2 separate regions of the Mus musculus genome follow, and region 2 is linked to region 1. Evidence: chromatin loops called from intact Hi-C (ENCODE). Cell type or tissue: left cerebral cortex. All regions are shown on one strand. Each heading gives the region's core, and the rest is flanking DNA. Links, peaks and the distances in the headings are about the cores only.

Evidence for each region. Peaks named below come from ENCODE experiments on the same cell type or tissue, not always from the same donor. Only the 100,000 strongest peaks of a DNase experiment are listed, where the experiment ranks them.
Region 2: it touches region 1 in a loop (4-fold over the local background); 3 of 42 quality-filtered maps call a loop at or near these places.

What each region holds. Positions count from the first base shown.
Region 1 is chr9:103,592,182-103,603,987 of GRCm38, reverse strand. All of the region lies in intron 3 of Tmem108 (transmembrane protein 108), which reads left to right. It overlaps Gm32682 (a long non-coding RNA gene), which reads right to left. Exons shown (of 2, transcript XR_379792.2): 2 at 1,141-1,343. Among named protein-coding and RNA genes, the nearest start is that of Gm32682, 25 kb to the right of the region's middle. In left cerebral cortex, for the core only: CTCF peaks have their summits at 2,962 and 5,324; DNase peaks (open chromatin) are centred at 6,305, 6,955, 8,598, 9,324 and 3 more places; H3K27ac peaks cover 3,068 bases.
Region 2 is chr9:103,544,450-103,556,255 of GRCm38, reverse strand. All of the region lies in intron 3 of Tmem108 (transmembrane protein 108), which reads left to right. Gm32743 (a long non-coding RNA gene) reads right to left here. Exons shown (of 2, transcript XR_379793.3): 2 at 9,019-10,448. Among named protein-coding and RNA genes, the nearest start is that of 4932413F04Rik, 6.7 kb to the left of the region's middle. In left cerebral cortex, for the core only: a CTCF peak has its summit at 5,961 (motif pointing right); DNase peaks (open chromatin) are centred at 6,291, 6,882, 7,405, 10,277 and 3 more places; H3K27ac peaks cover 2,900 bases.

The DNA.
Region 1 (11,806 bases), core at 1,574-9,573:
ACTTTCGGTGACCTCCTCTACGGGGGCAGAGCTGGAGTCTATATTCCTGGTACATCTGTCATCAACTGAGTAAGGCACAGTTACACCAGGATTGTTGGAAGCTCAGGATGGTGCCATAAGCCCTGGGCCATTCTCCTCACCATCAGCATCGCCTCTTGCCCTTCTCTCATCTCTCTGAGAATACATTTAATAAGAGTTCGAATGTCAGCCAGGCGGTGGTGGCACACTCCTTTAATCCCAGCGCTTGGTGGACAGAGGCGGGCAGATCTCTGAGTTTGAAGCCGGCCTGGTCTACAAAGCAGGTTTCAGGACAGCTAGGGCTATACTTGCTTAGACCTGATCTCATCGGCATGTACTCAAGCTGAAGGTTCCAGCAGAGATGGCTGGTGAAGGGTTAATGATTAAGCAGTCTGCCGTGCACCCATTGGCCAGAGATGTCATTGAAATCACCCCTGGGTATAACACCCCTGCTTTATTAAATTGTAGTAGTGATGAATGAGACGATGTATTTTATTCTTGTACTCCTTCCCTGTGAGACCAACGTTTCTCTAGGATCTCTAGGATGCATCTCATCTAGGAGACGAGACTCTTTTTGGTTGGTGGTGTTGGGGATTGAACACAGGAACTTGCACACGCCAGGCAAGTGTCTTCCTCGGAGCTATACACTTATCTATTAGTCATGATTTTCTTTATTATTATTTGTAGGGCTGGGGGTTGAACCAAAGGCCTTGCATGTGGCAGGCAGGTATTTGGAATCATCACCAATCTTAGAATCCAAATTTCTCCCCAGTCAACCGAAACTTTATAAGGTTCTAGAGCCAGTGAGATGGTAAAGGTGTTTGCTGCCAAGCTTGACGACCTGAGTTCTGTTCCTGGGACATGTATGGTAGGAGAGAACACACTCTCAGAAGTCCTCTAACCTCCGTGTGTATAACAGGCTTACACACGCACACACACGCACACACACACACGCACACGCACACGCACACAGGCACACACACACGCACACGCACACGCACACAGGCACACACACACACACGCACACACACACACACGCGCACACACACACACACACACGCACACACGTGCACACACACACGCACACGCACACACACACAATAAATGTGATAAAATTTTAAATCATGAGCTATGAAAACTAGAAAGTCGTTTATAGATTTCTAAGGCAAGTCATGGTTACCTATAAAGGAAGAAGGAAATAAATAGCCATACAGATGTTCTCATGAGGAAGGAGTGATGGGCACACATGCTTATGTATTCAATGAGGAGAAGATAGCTGCGAAGCTCCGTGACACTGAGTCGGATGGCTGTCAGGTCATTTGCTTCTGCAAAAGCAAAGGACAGAAGAAAGGAGAGTGTTAGGAGATGATGTTGTTAAATCTCAACAGACATTAGTGGCCAGCGTGGGGCCCTTTTCTTTCATCTTCTGGAAGGAGCTTTATTCTGTAGCTTAGATGGAACTCATATGCGCTCACAGCCGAAAGGAAGACCCTCTAGTAAAGGCTACTCCATTTAGCAATTAAAGATACCGTGTCCATCCTGATAAGAGTGGCTATGTCCCCAGCCTGACTGATGTGAGGGAGGAAGTTTAAGTGCCTCGGTGGCAAAGTGCATGCTGGGAGTTCTGTCGTCCCACACCTGGCTGGTGCTCAGTCATACTGGCTTTCTTTCCTTTAACTAGCACTTTATCCTGTGCTCTGCGTGGCGCTTTTGGAGCCAGTCATTCATCCAGCCTGGCATTTCTGTCCCCCGCTGTTGAGACTCTAGCCCCACAATCCACCATGCTACCATCTAGTCTCTCTGTCACATTTCCCTCAAGTTCTCTATGACACGCAGTTATCTGATGCCTCTCTTGACTGCATCTGCTTATCACTCACATGTCCCTCTGGACTGTCAGCTAAAAGTTAGCACATGCTATTTTCAGCCTACAAGAATGCCTGGTACTTGAGTGTCCCCTCTACCCCTCTCCTGGGACAGTGGCATTAGTAGTGAGATGAACTAGACAGAGGAGCAGTGAGCAGGCTATTGGATGGTCAGAGAGACCCACAGTCATGATCATATCACATGTATTCACAGACATTCAACATGAGCCACATGGCTCATTTAAATTTTTTTCCAGTAGCTAAATTTGAAAACATAAATAAATGAAAAGAAATGAGTAGAGCCAATTCAGATAGCACATTCTGTTTACTATGATGTGCTATGTCCCCATGTGGGTCCCAGAACTACAGCAACAAGGAAAAGAAGAGTAGGTGGACATATGGACAGACACACAAAAAGGGATCGGGTCTGATGGAGAAGCCATAGCACCCAGGAAGCTCAGTGTGTTTGTTACATGTAGGTGAATGGGAAGTAGAGTTATTGTTTACAGCTGAAGGGAGCTGGGTTGCATACAGATAACTAAGAGGATGGGGTTATTATATACGGCTGAAGAAGGTTTAGCTAATCTTGGTAGAGACACTCTTTATAGGGGAGGAGTCTTCGGGCCTTAAACATCTAGGAGGAAAAAGTGAGAAAGGTATTGTGGACATTTTGTGCACATACTGTCAGCTCTAGAACCACAGTAAGCCATCGTAGTCCCTCTGAGCTTCCCCTGGGAAAGGCTTTGCCACACCTACAAGGTTGAGATGTTGGGCTCCTCAACAATGTCGTGTTTACAGCCAACAATGCACATTCACCCTGGACTTCATCCATTCTCTACACCAGAGTATCCAAAATATTATTTCTGTATGGGATCAGTACTAAAAAATGGCTAGTAATATTGCTACACTCATGCACACACACACACACACACACACACACACACACATACGCAAATAGCAGTCCTTTGGAATTTCATGGACAGTTTACATTTACAGCATACATCAATTTAAATACTAAATCTTTGTCAGAAGTATTTGGCATTTAGATGTCATAAAAGTGGTAGTTGCCAGGGGGCGCTGCTGAGGAGATAGCTCAGATAGTAAAATGCTTTGCCACTCAAGCTCAAGGACATGAAACTCTCCCAGCATCCATAGGGAATAAAAGCCAGGCATGGCGACCCATATTATAATCCCAGAGTTGGCAATGTAAAGACAGGAAGATCCTCTGGGCTTACTACCTGGCCAATCTAGATAATCAGTGAGCTCCAAGTTCAGTGAGAAAACCCTGCCTCCAAAAACAAGGTAGAGAGTGATAGAAGATGCTCAGCATTAACCCCTGGCCTCCATGAGCCCACTCACAAGTACACACACACACATACTCCCACACACTTGCATGCACACACAAAACACACCCATATACATGTTCATATGCACACGCCCATATATGATGCAAAACTACTAGTTGGAAAAGTAGGATTTTAGCTGTAATTTCCTATAACCAAATTAGTTATCAGTTCCAATTTTTAGATGAATTAAAATTCAGGGAGATTTTAAAAGCTTGTACCTCTCTTATGCCAGCAACATTTTGGGTCTGTGTCAGTTGCTTCAGACTATTGGTTGTGAAGACCCCTTATGAACCCCTATGAGGACAGAAGACCACATAGGCAGAACTGCTGGCCCTGTGTCTACAGCCTATCAACTTGTCTGACACATGAAGAGAGAGGAGAGATCATTTTTAGACCCTGTGTGCTATGTTGTTTCATTCTGGTTTGTTCTTGAAAGGGCAAAGCCAAGGTCTTCACAAGATCCATTGGTTACAATCATCCAGGGCCAAACACAAAACAGTCCTCTGGAAGCATCCCCAAGGCCTAGAAAAAAAGAAGGACCCACAGAGGGCACAGGCCTGTTCCAGAGGCCTCACACCCACACCTTGGAGGCACAGGGGACTTCTCCGTACAGGAAGATAGATTTCTCAAGTCCCTGCAAGATCCTGTCCTGAAGACATATATTCTTAAGGATAGGGCTTGGTAGGCCCCGCCCCCTTCAAGCAAAACCTCTTCATGTCAGCCTCCCCTGGCTTTCCTGTTCCAAGCTCATTCCACTAACAACTCCAAAAAAAATATTGTTTCATGATATGTGTGTCCCTTGTGAGAAAAACAAGGGTCAGTGTTATGTTCTGATTCATCGATGTCACAGGCTTTTGTCACGGCTCTAAGTTAATTACCAAATGACAGTTCTCCTCAGCTAAAGGCATTAGCGACTAACTCTAATTGCAAGGTCCAGGACCATATGACCAGATATCCAGGGTGCCTGCCATAGACAGAAGCTGAAGCCTGATGTGGCAGAACTTACCAAGAGTTGAACCTTCATAGAGAGCTCACAGGGAGAGAGCTCGTTCCCATTGGAATGAAATGTCAAGAATGGAATCCTTAGAAGAAAACCTTCTCTGTGACTCCTGGGTGGGCAGACCACCAGGTTTCCTTCCTTCTTTCCTTATTTCCTAGCACGATGTTTTTTAAAGACAGTTCTGTGCAGCCCTAGCTGATATTAAACTCAAGTTATTCCTCCTGTCTCAGCTTCCTAGGAGCTAGGATTATAGGCATGTACCACTACCTGGCTTCTTTGGGGAGGAGGTAGAAGGCAGTGTCTTATACAAATTAGTCTGAACTCACACTCAGATGAGACTAACCTTGGACTCCTAAGGTTCTGCTTCTGTGTCTTTGTTAGGGTTCTACTGCTGTGAAGAGACTGTGACCATGACAATTCTTATAAAGACAAACATGTAATTGGGACAGGCTTATAGTTTCAGAGGTTTAGTCCATTATCATCATGACCAGAAGGAAGCATGGTGGCATGCAGACAGACATGGTCGTGGAGAGAAGCTGAGAGCTCTACATCTTGATCTGCAGGCACAGGAAGAGAAGGTGAGCCACTGAGTCTGGACTTGAGCTTCTGAAACCTCAAGTTCACCTTTACCCCCAGTGACACACTTCCTCCAACAAAAGTCACACCTACTCCAACAAGGCCACTCCTCCTAATAGTGCCACTCCCTAAGAACCTATGGAGGCCATTTTATTTCAAACCACCACATTCTAGCTCCTGAATGCTGACATTATACCATATCCAGCTTCAACACACTTTAATAAAGAACTTATTCTGTGTTAGATATGATACTTGGAATGAAAATACATGAGGCCAGGTATAACTCAGTAACAGAATACTGGCCTGTCATATGATAGAGGCCCTGGGTTCAATTTTCCAGCGCTGAATGCATGGAGACATAAGCCCTGACCTGAGAGCTCCCAAGCTAGTGGAGAGAGAGGCTTCACAAAAGAACAAGAGTACAAACATTGTTTAATGTTGCCCCTCCTCAGACAGAATGCCTGCTTTGTGGGAAACTCTAGGATCATAAATGCATGATACACTTTCCACTCTCCAGAAGCCTGCCATCAAGAGGACAAGTACGAATATGAAAGGAAAAGATGCCTCATTGTAAGATATGGTGAAAAGACATCAGGCCTGTTCTCAGATCACTTAAAACAAAAAAAAGGCAACATATGGATCCAGTTTCTGATTCTTCAATGTATTTTTTAATTGATTCCAGTCTTGGAAAATGGCAAGTATTATGCCCCCCAAACCAACATTATAAATGACCTTTTATACTTAGCAAGCTGTTTCCCATCCAATATACACTGACACATGGCAACCCTGGTGCTGGCTATCTCTGGTGATAGATGTCACTTTAGCACCATGTTACTATTACGGAAATGCAAGCCAGACATGGTGACACACACCAGTAATTCCAATACTGAGGAGCTAGACCCAAAGGAGTCAAGAAGTCAGAGTCATCCTGAGCTAGATACAGAGTTTGAGCCGTGGTATCTGAGACCCTGTGGCAGGCCCAAGCAGAACTAGGAGGAACTTAGACCCATGTTCTCCATCTCCAAGCCCAGTTTCTTCCCATAACCCCACACCCGCCCATATGTGATATATCACATCACAGCCCTTGCAATAGGAAGATTGCACAACCCATGAGGAAAGCTACCTTTGGCAGCTCCAGCCAGTGAACTCCTCCAGCCTTCCTCCTGCAATCTGCCTCAGCTTGTTTTAGCAGCCTTGTGGTTGGTCATGCTGTCCCTACTCCCACCAGACAGCAGGATAGAAACATTGACTTTGAAGTTAGACATTGGTGAGGCAATATTTGGGAAAGAATCATTACAACCTAAAGGCATCAGGCCATTTCTTCTGTAAGCCGACGAATGTTTAACTCTTTGGTTTTTTTTTTTTTAATGGTTATTATTTTTTAGTTCACAAACTCTAGTTTTGCCATCCTTATGTCTATATTTTTAGAAATCCTAGATTATTATAGACACTGTGAAAAAGGATGGGAAAAGAAATCTGGCTCCCAGTGTAACATCCGCGTAATTATTTCTTGGATTAAATTCGCCTCCATCCAGCCCTCAGCAGAGGTTGTGCCTGGCCCTGCTGCTGAATGAAATCCTGTCCTTGTGAGGTACTGAGGGGGCTCCTGGATGATGGGAGAAGTTTCATGGCGTTTCTGGCTCTCCACCTCATCCAGTTTACTCTTGAGACATGGCTAGTACCCAGGAGCAACCAGCTGACATTCAGAGTGTGGAGTGCCCCTTTCTTCCCCCAGCTCGGATTTCCTCCTCATTTTCTTATTAGCAGGGTAATCTTCTACAGACCTTCACACCCACTGTAAGCTCAGCTCAAGGGCTCCGGAATGCCGAGTCTCTAAAGATGTCTTCTTCCCCAAGGAGCCTGGTTCACCCATAAGCCCTCTGTACTAAAGACCTTCCCACCACAGAATGCTCACTGGCCTAGAGGAATGAGAGGAAAGCTGACTTGGCTTGACTCTTTGTGTATTGCCGAAGCTCAGACTCCACAACAGAGCTGGTGTGGCTGGCACAGATGAACGTTGAGTGTTCTAGACTCTTTATGGATATCGTGGGTATGATGTCGCTACTAGCACTGTCTGCAGCCAGGTTACTTTCCTTCTGCATGGTTGTCTTAGTTAGGGTTTTATTGCTGCGAAGAGACACCATGACCAAAGCAACTCTTACAAAGGAATGTGTACCTCCCTCCTCTTCAGAGGGCTGTTGTCCACAGGCCCACAAGGTCAAAGGAAGCAGAGTGAATGGAGATGGTTGGCTCATGAGTACAACAGAAATAACAGACTCCTGGGATCGGCTGCAGAGAGGCATGACAACTTTATTAAGGTTGAATCAAGGGATATATAGTTTTTGGGAAGGGGGGAGAGGTTTCTATGGTGGGTTTATACCATTGGCTGGAGTTTAGGATACAAGGGATACCTCATTTTCATGGAGAGGCATTCCAGGAATTTCAGGTGCTTGCTGGATAGATTCTTTTTTTTTTTTTTCTTTTTAATTGGATATTTACTTTTTCTACATTTCAAAAGTTTTCCTCTTTCCAGGTCTCTCCTTCAGAAACCCCTTATCCCATCCCCCTCCACCTGCCTCTATGAGAGTGCTCCCCCCTCCCACCCACCTACTCCTCCTGTCTTCCCACCCTGGCATTCCCCTACAATGGGGCATTGAACACCCTCAGGTCCAAAGACCTCCCCTCCCACTGATGTCCAACAAGGTCAACTGGACAGATTCTTATCTGGAGAAGGAAAGCTGAACCTATAATGTCATCAAGGCTACGTGACATTCCTCAGGTCAAGGGTATGGGGATCAGGCTCTCCAGATCAGGCAGAGAGAAGAAAAAAAAAAAAAAAAAAAAAAAACCTCTAAGAAAAGAGAGTCCTCCATCTTGCCCCAAGCTCAAAGGAGTTATCCAGTCATAGAAGACCATGACCTCAAACAGCAGGATCCAACAAAGGAAAACATTCAAAGCACCACAGTGGTCTTAGCTCTCCCGTGTGCTCAGTTCCCTGCTTCCCTGTCTGTGGCACCCAGCTCACTGGTCCTTCAGTGCACAGTACTTGGAAAGCACTGGTGATTCCTTCTCTTCTTCCCTTCCCTTTTTTCTTTTTTAAATCTCTTTTCTATTTTTTAAAATTTGTTCCTCCAGTGGGTTAATGAAGTTCAGTGAAGAGAAAGGAAGTAATAATAAATATTTCACAGAGCTGGGTTTGCTGGCACACACTTGTCATCCCAGTGCTGAGGGTGCTGAGTCAGGAAGAGCATGAGTTTCAGGCCAGAGCCATAACCTCTCTCAAAAGCCAAGCAAAGGTATTAAATAAGCTGAGTCCCAGAGTAAAGAAACACAGAAAAATAAAATATGAAATCATAAAACATCACTGAGTCCAGGGTTGTTATAAATGCAGGAGCAGATAGAGATGTGTTTGAGCCATCCTCTTTTAGTTAGAGTTCATTATAATATGGACAGTTTTACATCACTATTTTGATTTGCTGTTCAATAAATGTACCATACTAGACTAAGAGTCCTCAGAGACCCACAGAATAGTAGCCTGAAAGTACCAGTGCTTTGACATTTGAAGGATTGCACACGTCTTGCAGAAGCCCCTTGCTTGGCCCTTGAGGCTTTCTCGGCTTACTGCACCATTTGTCACATGTGCCAGGGTCTGAAACTCAGCAATGTCCATAAGTATTTATATCAGGAATACTCTGGAGTAAGAAGCCACACCTTAGAGATGTGTTTTCAAGTTCAGCAAAAGCTCCTATACTAATGAGATCCACTACTGAGTTTTTCGTTGCCATGACTACACTGTTGCCATGGCTACTCTGTTGCCATGGCTACTCTGTTGCCATGCAAGATAGCCCTGAGCATTCTTTTCCTGCAACTGATGACATTTCAGACTATGTACTCAGCTATCAGAGGCACCGTTTTCTTAAATTCTCTTTTGTTCTAAATACGTTTTCTTTTAAGGGATAAAGAACCATTTAAACGGAAGAAGAAGAATACAGTTATATGGGTGATTAACATGCATGCAGCAGAAAACTAGTAAGAAAAATAAACTTTAGTTTATGAAAAATACAGTAGCTATTAAGTCTCAAAGAAAAATATGCCTTCTCGGAGTGTCAATACAGTAATCTAGAAATAGAAGCCTCAGGCTCATGTGTATATAAGACTGTTGCATGGCAGGCTTCTAACACATTATGGAGTTAGCCAGTCCACTTGTGCAAACAGTTAGCAGTAGTTCATCAGTAGCATTTTGGGCATGCTCAGACTACAATATGCTTTGGGCCTTTCCCTCTTCTGCATGTTGTCCTCAATGCAAGTGGAATGAAGTACAGCATCATCCTGAACTCTGCTGGCAAGGGTTGTAGCCGTCTTCTCAACCCTGACACACTTGGCGTCTCGGTTTTCTTCCTTTTTCTCTCTCATCTTGAAAAGCAGGTTTCTTTGGCTTGGAATCATTGGTTTAACATCATGGAGCCCCTTCCTGGGGCAAGAAGCTCTGGGCTTTGGTTTGCTTGTTTACTATGAGGACTATGCAACCCTACTGAGTTAGAAAGTGTGCTAGTGATTTTCCAGGATAGAAATTGGTGCACAGCCAGCAGTTTCTATGACTCTGAATCAGATATGCGTGCATTCATTCAGCAAACACTTAAGTGACTTTACTGGCTATGTATTAAATCCTGGGTGTGTCCTTGTAAGTCCTTGTAACCGATCAATTCTTAATCTCTGAGAAGATAGTTTTCAAAGTTATTTTTTCCCAAAGCAAATTTCAACGGCATTTATAAGAACTTACTATGGATCCTCAGCAAGAGGATAGGGCCTCTTAAAAAGAATTACATGCTAGGCATGCTGACACACTTTAATCCAAGTGTTGGGAAGGCAGAGGTAGGAGAGTCTGTGATGAGTTCAAGGCTACTCTGGTCTACACAGCAAGTTCTAGGCCAGAGAGAGTGATGTAGGAAGACCAAATTAAGAAAAAGAAATGCTTCATACAACCAACCAGTAGATATTTGTTTTATTGTTGTTTGGCTTTTGTTTTGTTTTTTTTTTTCCTTTTTGTTTGTCAGTAGACCATTGACTGTAACAACACCAAGACCATCACAACCTAAAATAAGAACAATTCCTTTCTTTTATTTAAAGTAAAAGTTCAATTTTACTTGTTTACAGTGTACATGTGTATGCACATGTGCATGCAGGCATGTGTGTACATGTGTGCCACAATGTGTCTGAAGATCAAGGAACAACTAACTATTGGTTGCCCTCTCCAGCTGCCTTGGGGGGACCCAGGTATCCAATTTGGATTGTTGGGTCTGTACAGAAACATCTCAACCTGCTGGGCCATCTCTCCAGCCCACAAAGGTTTATGTTTTACTCATAGTCCTGGTTCTGATGCCTCTGATGCTCAGGGGCTGAAACTCTGTCATCTCATGGTCCTACCTTCATCAATGCTTGACCTCCGAGATGGTGACAGAAAAGAACAAGATACCTAGTTTGTTTCCTCCCTAGCCTTGAACTAACATGCACAAATATCTGCTCCACCACGTGGATCTGATGGCATGGCCCCCACCAGATGCAGGAAGACCGGAGATGTCTGAGCTTGTCACCTGCTTCCCAAGAACAAATCTACTGAGAGAGAAACACAGATCATGAGTAAAAAAAAAAAAAAAACCTCGTAATTTCTGTATCCTTCATATTAATCATAAAACCCTAGCTAAAAAGTAACTCAAAAAATAAGACAGGCTGTCAAGTGTCAAATTTGTCTGATGGCCTGTGCCACAAAGAGAAATTAAGACCATGGACAAATCTTTCAGACACAGCAAGTTCTAATCTGGTTGCCATGGAGCTCCTAAGCATGTGTCATTACAGTGGCTTCCTGTTGCACAGTTCTGTAGCCATGGCTGTCATCACTGCCATGTCTCCTGGTGTGAGTGGGCATCCCAGAAATCCATGAATGATCAAACACCTTAATGTCACGTTTTGACAGACTTGTGGGATAAATATCCCTTTTCTGCAGTAGAGAAGGGAACTGTGAGTCATTTCGACTCTGCAGTACTGGAGTGGAGCAAGTCGAAAATGAAGGATGAATGGGAATGGGGCCCCTAGCTGAAATTATCTACGTCGCCTGCTGCATAATGCAGGGACAGCGCCTACAGGGCAGGTTGTGGCAGTGGGTCCTCCTGGAGTTACCTTACCTGTCTAGTCAAGAAGACCTAAATAGAAAAGCAGCAGCCTGCGGTGCTGGAACCGTAAGCTTGCTCGGCTGGTAATGTCCTTTCAGGTTTTGCTCTGATCTGTCCTTTTCTTGAAATGGTCTGTGAGGAAGTCTTGCATTATAGCAACTGTCCTGTCGGTGGTTCCTGTGGAGAGCTGGAGAGTCAAGAGCCGAAAGCATTGCAGGAAGAGGGAGAGACATAGATGGTGACAGGGGCATGGTGTTCTGCCCTCTAGAGAACCGTGTGGATGGACGGGGGGCCTCTCTGACCTCTAACCGCTCATCTGAAAGATGGGGGCTTAGACAGGAATCTCTGCATCCATCGATGACTGCGGAGAACCTCACTGTAGAAAGTACAGCTTTGCCTAAGAAATATAGTCCTATGGTAGCCCATTGGCAAAATCATCCAAAAGTTAGAAATGTTGGATTCTAGTTCTGGCTGTACTGGTAACCTCCTCCTGTTGACCCTCCTACCTCACTGTGCTTCCCTGGACCCATTTATAAAGGGCTATCATTTATTCACCTGCATTAATCAGGGTTTCTAGAGAGAAAGAACCAATAGAATGAATATCTATTAATGGGACTATCAGATTGGCTATACAGTGCTATCTGGCTACTCAGTAGCTGGATGAATTTGAGGGAAGTTGTGAACCTCGTAGCACCTCAGTCCACAGGGCTGGATGCCTCTGTAACCCAACCTGATGCCAAAGGCCTACAAGAACCCCTGGTCTTCATTCCAGGTGGAAACTGAAGAAGCTAGGCTCTGGTGTAGGACCACTGCCAGGTGGTGATCTCACTACTAAGT
Region 2 (11,806 bases), core at 2,488-10,487, 49 kb after region 1:
ATACCAAGTAGCTGGGCACACCAGGAAGTATTATATAAATATTAAGATATTAATACCAGGTCGCTAGGTTGCCAAAAAGAACACTATTGAAAAGGAATAACCTGGTGTTTTCACTTCACGAGCCTTGTGCTGATCCAGTCCTCATGAGAAAAGGGGTTTAGAGGAGGCACATGGCTAATGCCAGGGCAAACCTTGTGTCAGGAGCTGGTGGGGTAAGGCAGCCAGCGACTTAGAGCCATTAGTGGCCAGTTAAGCTGAGAGTCCAGAGGCGGCAACCCCAAAGGGTGTGTTCAGGGTGACGATGGCCACAGGATCTAAATGCTTGTGTCTGAGTGACTGAAGTGCCAGCCTCCTCTTTCAGTGGGAGGGAGAAGAGCAAGAGTGAGCCCCCAAGATGGTGGTCCATCCCCTAGAGATATCTATCAGCTACCCCCACTTCCTCAGGAGGGCTGCTCCCCTGATGTGTGATCCAGACAGGAGGTCTACATAGGGACTTAATTTCACAGGTCTTCTCTCCCACTGAAGGGGGTCAGAACGGTATCAGGCCATCAGCAGCTTTTTCATAAATGTGTGCTCATCTGCTAATAAAGCCCATTAGACTTGCAGCTCACTGGAATTTAATCTAGGGTGTTTCTTTTGTGTCCCTGCTGTGGTTGCCAGGACAGATGTGCATGGCTGAGATGTACTTCCCCGTGACTGAGACAGATGTCGGGTACGAGATCATGCTGGACCAGTGCCAGCTTGATTACCAGTGACTTTAGACTGCCAGCTTCCTCTCATTTGACCGAGGTTCTCATTTCTGTAGTTAAAGAGAGGGACAGGACTTGTGAGAGAATAAACGAAGATGGATTTGGGTAAAGAGAGAAAACAGCAAGTGGTGGAGATGCCAGTGAAACAAACTGAGAAACAGGCTGAGAGAAGAATCCTATGTGTATGAAAACAGGATTTCTTAGAATGACTAACAGGCTACGGACCTGCTAATCCAACAATGGCTGCCCACTGATGGAACACCCAAGAATCCAGTAGTCGTTCACAAGGCTGGATGTCCCAGCTGGTCTTCGGTATACGCTGGAATCCCAAAGAAGTAGGCTCTAATGCCAGCACAGGGATGGACCTGCCAATGAGAGTGAAGATGAGCAGGCAGAGAGTGGAAGTTTCTTTCTTCCATCTCTTTTCTACAGGTGGCCACCAGAGTGTGTGGGACAGATTTAGGGTGGGTCTTCCTGCTTCTTTAAAGGATCCAGTTAACTAAAAATCACTCACGGGTGTACCCAGCTGCTTGGATTTTTAGTTGATTCCAGATGTAGTCGACAACCAAAATAGCCATCTCCAAGGCAAAAATAATCCAGCTGATGTGTGATTCCCATGTGTAAGTTAGGTTCACTGTATGAAAAATCCAAAGTCCCAGTCCCCGCTGCAGTATTCCTTCGTAAGTTCCAGGGACTTTGTCAATATCCCCTGGGAAACTCAAAACCAGTCCTACCATCAGGAAGCTCGTGAGGACTACTGGTCGGTCACTTCTATGGATTATCTGTGTGGGTGTGTGGGATGTAATATGGGTGATTTACCTGCATGTATGTCTGTGCACCGTGTGCATATAAAGCCTATGGAGGCCAGGGTATCCTCTGAAATGGTTGTGAGCCACCATGTGAGTACAGGGAACCAAACCCGGGCCCTCAGGAAGAGTAGCCAGTGTTCTTCGCTACTGAGCCATCTCTCCAGCCCCTCTGTGTGTTCTTTATCATGATGAAGAATTCTATAAAGAAGGTGGATGAGATGGATGAGCGAGGAGGGAGAACATAGAGCACAGACCACTGGGTCCAGGGGGCTTCTGCCTAGGGAGGACCCAGCCTCCTGGCGAGACTGCCGAGACTTAGGAGCAGAGGAGGAGAGGACAGCAGGCTTGAGGTAGGGACAGAGGTTCGTGCTGGCTGTGATCCTTCCCTTTCTTCACAGAAGTTACATATTTTACAGCAAGGACACCTTTCCCTGGCAATGTCACTCAAGTAGCCTTTTGCTTTATGTTATTCAAACTGCTAATGAAGCTTTCTGTATAATCACAAAGGAGATCTTACCCATGTGACAACACTCACATTCCCATGTTTACAAGTTACCAGAGATCTGCCTGCCCTACTCCCTATTTTGAACTGACAGAAGGGGGTGACTGATAGTCCTTGTGAATCCCCACTGGATAAGAAGGATATTCCTCATGAGGATGTAAGGGTTTGGTCCCTAGCCACTGTGCCCAGGAAGTAATAAGGGTAACTGATAAAGCTCTCGGTATAGTGGAGATTTGAGGCTAATGACAGTGCCTCCCAGAGCTCAGTTAGCACCCCATATCCCACCCCACCCCCCACCCCAGCTCACCTGGCAGCCATAAAACCACTCTAAACAACAACAAAAAATATATCTTTTAAAAGTTATTTCAGGGAGACATGAAAAGAGAATGACTTCTTAGCCTCTCTCCTTCAGCCTGAGTGTTGTCAGTCTATGGGCTGGGGAGTTCGAGGTTAGGACCTACTCTCCAGAGAGCCTTTGGATAGATAGCCTTTGGCTGTCAGTAGTGGCAGGGCCTAAGGGAATTGTCTTGAGTCATGAGTCTCCTTCTGGGACAGTTTGTCCTGAGGTTTCCTGTTGCTGTGATAAAATATCCAGCCAGCTAACAGAGGGGAGGGTTTATTTCAGCTTGGGGGTTCAGGATACAGTCTGTCCTGTGAAGTCAAGATGGCAAGAGCTTGAGGCAGCTGGCACACTGCATCCAGTCAAGAAGCAGGCTGTTCTCGGTCGAGGTGCTCTTCCCACCTGGGTTAACCTAATCTAGATAACCCCTCACAGGTATCCTCAGAGACCCGTCTCCTAGCTGATCCTGCATCCTGTCAGGCTGGCAGTGTGAACCATCCCAGTTCAGAAGCTTATGAACATGATGCCCCTACTCTCTTGGTTCATGGTGTTAGCCAAGTGCTGCTTAAGGAGTTGGTTTTTAGTAGTTGTTGCTGTCTTTGTTGTTGTTGTTGTTGTTGTTGTTGTTCTCATTGTTGTTGGTTTGGGTTTTTGGATGGCATCGTGCCAAACCCTGAGGCCTTAAGTGGCTCACAGAGCCTTTCTCTGCTTTTTCTCACACCTCACCTAGGTCCACTCCTCCTCCTTACCCAGGATGAGAGCACAGTGTATAAAACCGAAGACAGCTCTCATTCAGGAGAGCCAGGCCAACATACCACTTAAGCCCAATCCGTGCTTCTTCTGAAGGTGTCCCTGTCCACGGCCATCCTCACTATACATCTGTTCTCCATCTTCCCTAATTACATATGTAATTATCATATTCCATTAGCAGGTTTTATTAAAAGTCGTCCTGCCACACGGCAGCAATGACTCTGCAAACCAACAGAGAGAAGGTGCGATGTCACAGTGAGAAGAGCCAAAAATACTATCGCCTCCAACGCAGTGAGGCAGAGGCCGTGATGGGGTTTATTAAGGACTCAGTCAGGAGCAACCCACCTCCCTGGTCTGCACTTGTTCAGTAGCTCACTGGATGCTTTATAGAGCCAGTGAAATCCTCAACAGTGTTCTAATGGGACTGGTCAGATAGCTCAGTCTATCAAGCACACACATTGCAAGCAAGAGGGCCTGAGTCTGAGCTCCAAGGTTCACATAAAATGCGAGGAGGAAGGGCAGGCACCTGATGCTCATCGCTGGAGAGGTGGAGACAGAAGGATCTCTGAATGTCATTGGCCAACTGGTCTATCCTGCTTAGCAAGCTCCAGGCCAAAGAGAGACTCTGTTTCAAAAGACGTGGATGGTGTTTTCAAGGACTACATCCAAGGCTGTCCTTTGGCCTTCATACATGTTACCCTCCCAGCCCACATTTGTACTAAAAAGTATGCATGATTTTGAGAAGCAGGTAGGGTTTGCCCTTCCCAGGGTTAAGCTGGTTCCTAAATAGTAAATTTGCTTGTGTGCATACCCTTCGTACCTGAACTAGCCATTCCTGAGTCTGTATCCACTTTAATAATACATAACAAATACCTAAGTTAATAAAACAGATTAAAAATCTCAGTCCTACTTGCAGCATGGCTGGTGGGATTGCCTATTAACATGTAGCCAGGCTTGGCAAAGTAGAGTGTGCAGACAAAGAGAGAAATTGGGGCTGTGTCCACAGAGTCATCATCACACCGTTAGTCCTGTCTACTGACGCAGTTTGAAAAACATGCCGGCCATGTTTTAATTTTGTGTGGTACACAAGACATGCAAATAAGGAAGTGCCTGTCATGAAGGCATGAAATCATGCAGAGCTCTAGAAGCAGGAGGTGCCATGGGCCACTTGGGATGCACCAGGGTTGATCACGAGAAAGTACGTGTCAGAGTTTTTATGGAGGCTTTCATAGAGAGGAATTGGAGAAGCTTTATAAATCAGGGAGACTGGTATTATGAAAACGTCAGTGGATGCTAAGCAATGATGGTCTGGGCTACTGGTACCTGGCTTTGGGGTAATTGCAGGGATTAAGGAATAGTGTCCACACAGGCTGGAAAAGGGGCTGGGTATAGAGTATAACCTAAGGATCGGTTAGTTCAGGTGTTAAATCCGTCTTCATAGTCACATTTGCTGACTAGGAAGCTCACCCAAGTTCAGGAGCCCTAGATTCGAGCACAGGAGTAGAGAAAGAAGATCTGACATAATTAATGCAGACTACAGTGCACTCAGGCAACAGTGTCATGTTGGAGACATCTGAGGTTCGGGAGCTGTTTTTCACTAAGTATGTGGGAGTCTTAAAGAGCAGCATTAGAGGATTGTCCCTCTTCTTGTCCCTTTGATGTAAGGCACATGACAAGCAAGCCTATGTAATCCGTGCTGACCCCAAGCGAGGTGCCTCACCTCGGAGAGCACTAGTCATCTATTAAGATTTATTCTCAGGACCTAAAGAACACGGAAGTGCTTTGTATCATAGCAGCATGCAGTCCACAAAGCAGAGACTTGAGAAAAAAAAAAAATGACTCCACACAGTGCAGGCCTCCAACTGGTCCTTTCTGTTGCCTCTGATTGGGAAAGTAGAGACGCATTTTCCTCGGCTCACCTCCCAGGCGTCCCGGGTTGCGGAGCATCGCACCACACTGTTCCATGCCATTTCCTGTCATGCACAGTGAGCATCACCCAGAAACCTTTGTGTGGGAATATTGCACGGAGCCATCGGCTAATTAGTCTCGTTAATGAGAATAAACATTTACAGAACCTTCCTTTGTATTTGTAAGATGGTTTACAAGCGCTGGCTGGCTCGCGTGTTAATGATTACTTCAGGGGATTCTTAACAATGCTTATTCAGAGAGGAGCATGATGGTTTGAAAGCGATTATGAAAGGAGACAATTGAGCATTCACTTCATAGTCTTAGCAAGCCCACACAGCCAACTTCATCAGTTTCACTGTCTGTGACGAGGCAAGCCTGACGTTCAGAGCCTGGCAGGAACGCGTGTCTGGCGGGATCTGCCTTGTCCGTTCTTCCATGTGACCCTTTGGTGTCTTTATTCGAATGGAGCAGGAAGGCTGACTCAGAAAGTAGCCTGTCTTGCGAGTCCAGCCATCCCTGAGATAGAGAACCTGGCTCGGCTCTGCCTCTGCATCGCCAGTCTCTGTAATCTCAGCTGGGAGATGCTGAGAAAGGAGATAGACAATCCAAAGCGGCCTGGATCTTGCCTGGGATGGAGAACTTGCCCCCTTCACCATCTGAGGCTCTGAGGCTCTAATGTGTGGTTTCAGACATTTCTATGCTTAACTATGCTTATGCCGCTAAAACCCAAAGCGACATACATGTTGTTGGGACCGTGAGAGTAGGTCTGCGCAAATACTGTGTACTGCATCTTCGTGTCCTTGGAAGCCTGGAGATACATTTCCATTTTTTTTAAAAGATCTTATTTATTTATTTTATTATATATATATATGAGTACACTGTAGCTGTCTACAGACACACCAGAAGAGGGCATCAGATCCCATTACAGATGGTTGTGAGCCACCATGTAGTTGCTGGGAATTGAACTCAGGACCTCTGGAAGAGCAATCAGTGCTCTTAACCACTGAGCCATCTCTCCAGCCCGGAGATACATTTCCAAAACCACTAGTTAGAACCCTAAATTTTATGCTCTATGTTTATTTTAGTATTGCACTCCAATCTTAATGCAGCTCCCATCTCCAGTATCTTTGGGTATCCAGTGTGTGCCATATAATCACCATGATGGCTTTCAAGTGTGAGATGTAGCAGATCTCAGACACCCACCATGTCCGTCCTTGGTGGACCTCCCCAGTCTGCCATAGACCTCACCTCCCCTGCCTAGTTTGCAGCTGTCTCTTGGTGAGTTTTGCTGAAATGATTCAGGGAATATAGTCAGAACTAAGAGTATTTCAGAATAAAACTGTACCGGGGGGGGGGGGATCTTTACACAACACTAACTTCTGAGTTTATATAGATATTCTTCAAGGCCAGTAGTGGTAGCCAAGAGTGCTAGGATAGTCACTATATGTGCTCATGTATAATTTTGAATTGTCATGTCCAAATCACATTTCATAGATTATAATAATAACCACAGTTTTAAAGGTTTTTTATTAGGCTATATTAGATATATCTATATAGTGGTTTTATCATAGCATTTTCATTCATGTATGTAATGTGTTTTTATTATAGTTACCCCCTTATTACCCATGACCATCTCTTGTCCCCTTCCCCTTCCAAGCCCTTCCCAAATAGCCCCCCTTCTGCTTTATTTTCGTGTGACACCCTCTGTCATACATCAGCATTGCCAGTCAGGGTTCCCACAGGGAACAGCCATCTGTTCAGAAGAGGCAAGTGGGCAGGTTTTGGACCTCTGTGAGGGAGTGTTTCATAACAGTGACACATCCCATGGACAGAAAATCTGAGAGAAGACTTCCATAAACAATGCTTTTCGGGTGCTTTCTTAAACATTTCATGCTGGGTAGGAAATAAGCAAAACTGGGCCGTGTGTCAAATCCATGTCCTCTGAAAGTAGCACCTACATGTCCTAAAACTGAGAAACCCAAGGAGACAGATATTCACCCACTGCTCATTCTCAACACAATCTTAGTGTGAAAGCCTGTCTTAGCTATAAAATACGCACCTACCCTTAAAATGATTACTGTTCAGTGACTGACCCAGTGCAGATGGACGAAGATCCCTTGAAATCATGTGGCATTTCATCTTGGAAACCTCTCTGCTATCATATGTAATAGGAAATCAATTCTATTTTAACTTATTGTCCTGTTGTGCTTTTATATGTTAGAAGGAAAAAGAATGGCTAAGCGATACCTAGCGTGGCCACAATTTCCTTCTGACCTAAGCAGAAAATTGGAACATTGTTTTCTGTCTGTGGAGTTTGTAATTTTGTAACAGTAAATGACACTGGGCTTTTTTGCCAACTTCATGTTACACAACCAAACAAAGCCTTGTGGACGCTCTCACTTCCAGAAGGTCTCACAGTATGAGATTTGGCTCTTTCTAGCCACATGAACATGGTCTCACCACCCTAACAACTTTTGAGCCCAAATCTGAGAAATGGGAACATTCAACCAAGTTTTGTTTGCCAAAGTGGCTGTCTATAATGACAGTGGGAAGAAAGGAGCCAGAAAAATGCTGAGTTTATAGAAACAATTAATACAATGACCCTCTCCACATATGCCACAAACAGGCTGCAGATGTTTTATTTCAAAGCCACAGCTGGCTAATATTCAGCCGCTGTCATACAGTAACCTGGAGACATCCATTGAGTCTTCCTCCTAAACCTGTCCATACTGACTTCATAAACAACTTCATTAAAGTGTACATTACATACCATCCAAACTTCCCACTACAGGTATACAGAGACACAGAGCAACACCCCTCCCCCAAACCCCTGGAAAACACTCATCTCTCCAGGCCGATGAGTCTTGGTATTGTAAACACCTCATGTAGGCAGAAACACACAGTATTTACCCTGCCCACACTGATATTTGTGGTGTGTTAACATTCAATTATTTCTAAACCATTTGAGAATGAATTCCACATCTCATGCCTTTTGCCTTCAGATACTTGAATCTCCATTTAACAAGCAGGCATTCTGTCAGGTAAACACAGTGACTTCGCAATGCCACTAGACCTAACTTGGTCAGGGTGCTTTCGTCTAATCTGTTTTCCCTATTCTGATTTTATCAAGGAGAATACACCTTATGGCCCGTTCCCCTCCTGAGCAGGTTCCAGCCCAAGGTCACATAATTCTCTTAGTTGACCCAAATTCTTAACCCACAACACTTTTTAGCCCCTCTTTGCTTTTTGTAACATTGACAATTCTAAAATCTTATTTTCAGAATACATTTAGGAAATCTCATTCAACATTCAGATTTTAGAAATAATTATAGCAAAGTGTTCTTTGCTTTGTCTTTGTCCGCCATTTCCTCCTGATTCTGTCTGTATTGGACTTTCTGAATGGGATGCCCCATGGGAGATGGTGTGTCCTCCCCGGACACATGACATCCGTCCGTTCTTCGTGGATCGTCCTCTTCAGCACCCAACTAAGATCATCTCATTTCCCCCTGGTATAACTAGCGCTTTCCCCTTGGAGCGAGTAAACACTCAGCTTTCTTTGTGGAGAGACATATTTAGATTTTTCTCTGTGACCCTGTGAAGCTGTGCCTCTGCTCCCAGCACGACAAGTAATAGCTACCCCCTGTGAAGGCAGCGTTTATAATGGCATTAAAGGCTGCAGACCTTTCTAATGTGTATTTAAGCCTTTTCCCTACTGCACGGATGATTAGCATTAGAGAAAGCAGCTAGCAATTGGATGGCAGTTTCCCTATCCACAGTAATCTAATAGAAGATTAACTCCTCGCCGCCGTTCTATTAATATCTGTAGTTGAAAGCTTCCCTGACTTGATTCCTGTCATCCCTGTCCATGCATAAATGGATGGGGCTGTACTCCTTAAGGAATGCTTAAGGTTTAGGTTTTTTTTTCCCCCCTATGTCATTCTACCAAGATAAACGAGCTGCTCAAAAGAAATGGCTAAGACTTTATTGGAAAGGGTAATACTTGGAAAAAATAGAATGTGTTTAATCACTGAGAAAATGAGGCTGACAGATCCAAGATGTGTCCCGGCTCCCACCCAGTTAATAGAGAATGACAGCTTTGTGGTTTAAATTAACGCTGATTGGAGGCACAACCAGGCAGGATGGGATGGTAACCGGCCTTCATAAGCACGGCATGGTTATTGGGATGATCTCGGTGATAGCATGAAAACTCGAGACGCCCCTCCGTTTTAGTCTGATGCTCTTCTAAGTACATGTGTACTTTGGGAAACGGTGGGCATACAGCCTCTCTCCATCAGCATCCCTCATTCTCTGTTGCTTTGCCTCTCTGAACGTTGCCGTTTGTCTCCACTGTCACCAAGGGAGCCAGACAGCTGCACCACACACACTATACCGCTTCTTCACCTGGTCTCAGAGGTTGGTGGCTCATAGGGAGCTGCTTATAGCATCAAGCATGACGCTCGTGTGGGTGCTGCACAGGTGGATAGGCCGTTCACATATCTTCAGAGCAAGGACACATACTCAATTTAGTGTTTGTATATCCTGGTGCTTAGAAATGTCTCAGCATAACACCAAAGCTTGTGGCTTTTGGGATAGAGACACAAAGATGTTACTGTAATAACTATGGGAATAAGCTCTTCGATCGCCTTACTTCCTGCCTGTGGAGATACTTGGCACCATGGTATTCTTGCTGTATAATCTTGAAGTTGTTTACCCTTGCTGTGCCTCAGTTTCCCCACTGTCATACGGGAAACTTGTCCATACATTGAGGGAACCAAATGGCAATATAGTACTGGCCAAGTGCTTTTAACAACGCCCGGCACATGGGAAGTGCCTTCTGAGAGTTCAGAGCTTTCCTTACTCTGTATCCCGCTTAAGAAAGTGGAGGCGTAGACCAATCTCCTGTTTTGATGGATGAAGATGAAGCCAGCAGTTCAGTGAGTTATCTTTGCTGACATAGTAGTTGATGGGGGATCTGCATCACAGAAGAACCACTCAAAGCCTTAGAGTCTTTCTTTATGTTCCTGGGGAAGATCGTGTCTCATTCCCATCTTTTCATCATGAGGAATGGTTTGGAGGTATAGAAATAAATCCCCCTGGGACCTCAACTTGAACATCCAAAGTGAGACTGAGACCAAACTCTGTCCACGGAAGACAAACAAACAAAAGCACGTGGGTCTCTTCACTTGGAAGGCCCACCGGTGCTTGGTTCACTGGTAACTGCCAAAAACAGACTTGATGAGCCAGTCCAGTTGGAAGCATGAGTCACCGCAGCCTTCTCCCTCCCTGCCTCTTCCAGGGTCACAGCTTCCCCCAAGAAGCCTCATCCATGGGTTGGTTGCACCAAACTCAAGCACTGCTGAAGCTGCAGCCAAAGGGGGAGGGGGCTGTCTCTGAAATAAAGACCCAAAGAAGCAGCAGTGAGACCAATCTCATAGCTTAAAATCTTGAAGAAATGAACATTGGTTTGAAAAAAAAAATGATTTTTTTTTTTTACAATACATGTTGATATGCAATGAAACAGTATGCACAGTGGTATCTCTCATCTGTGCACACACATACTCTGCAGCTCTGGTCAGCACATGTCCCCAAAGCAGCCCCCACCCCACTATGAAAATCCAGAGAACCCCCATCAAGCTTCTCCTATAACAAAAGGGGAGGGTGAGGCGAACACAAAGACAAGTACAGCCTCTAATCATCATCTGCTCTCCATCTGGGGTACTGTGTCACTGGGCGTTCCATTAGTCACACGAAGCAAGGAAAACAGGAAACACACACACACACACACACATACATACACAAGGAGGTGAAGGGGGCTCTCAGCTGGCTCCTCTTTCCATAGTTTATCCCTATTCACCAGAGCTTAATCATGACAGAAGTTAAAGAGACTGCACTTTCAAAGTATCCGTTTAAAAAAATGAGTGCCAGTTATAAAGGTACACACTGAAGAGCCTTTACCTTTAGATCGTCCCTGGGGGAGCTGGGGCCCTAGGTTGACTTTCGTCCCAGTGAGAAGGCTGCGCTCTAAGTGACATCACGATGCCCAGTTCTTAACTAAAGAGGCCTGACACTTAAAAACAGAGGACCTTGCCATCACAGGATAAGGGATGGAGGTAGGAAAGAGAGTCCTTCTCATGTCCTCATGGATGGAGATGTAGCCACACCTCTGGAAGAGCTAGAAGATAAGCTTGAGTCAGCATCTTCCTCCTGTCCTTACAGGACCCAGCTGGCAAGGTCCCTAGGGGATGGAGAATCAGGCCTGCTGGGGTAGACATACTTGGTTCTAGATGTTTAGTATGCAAGACCCCAGAAAGAACCAAATCTGGGGGAAATGCTAAAACATAAGCCAGCAGGCTGCCCAGGATAACTGTCAAAAATAAAGGCTGGAAAAGCTGGATTCTGAGTCAGAAGACAACCAACAAGAGGCTCACAGTGTGGGTGGGAAAACACACTTCGTGTAGGAAGAAGGGATGGAGATTGGCATCTTAGCATTAATCAGGACAGAAATGACCCTGGAAAAGCCAGCTTGGCCAGGGAAGGAGGGTTTATAGACCTCCAATAGAATGGGGATTTATTCCAGCTATGCTGGTGTGAGTGACTGGAAAAAGATTCAAAGATCCTGGGCTAGCAAACTCTACAGCATGGCTATTACCCATCTGGATCAAGTAGTCAGGGACAAATGCATGGCCATGACTAATGATGTGATAGATATTAAAAACCCATACTCTTCCCTCCCCTTTATTCAGGCCTC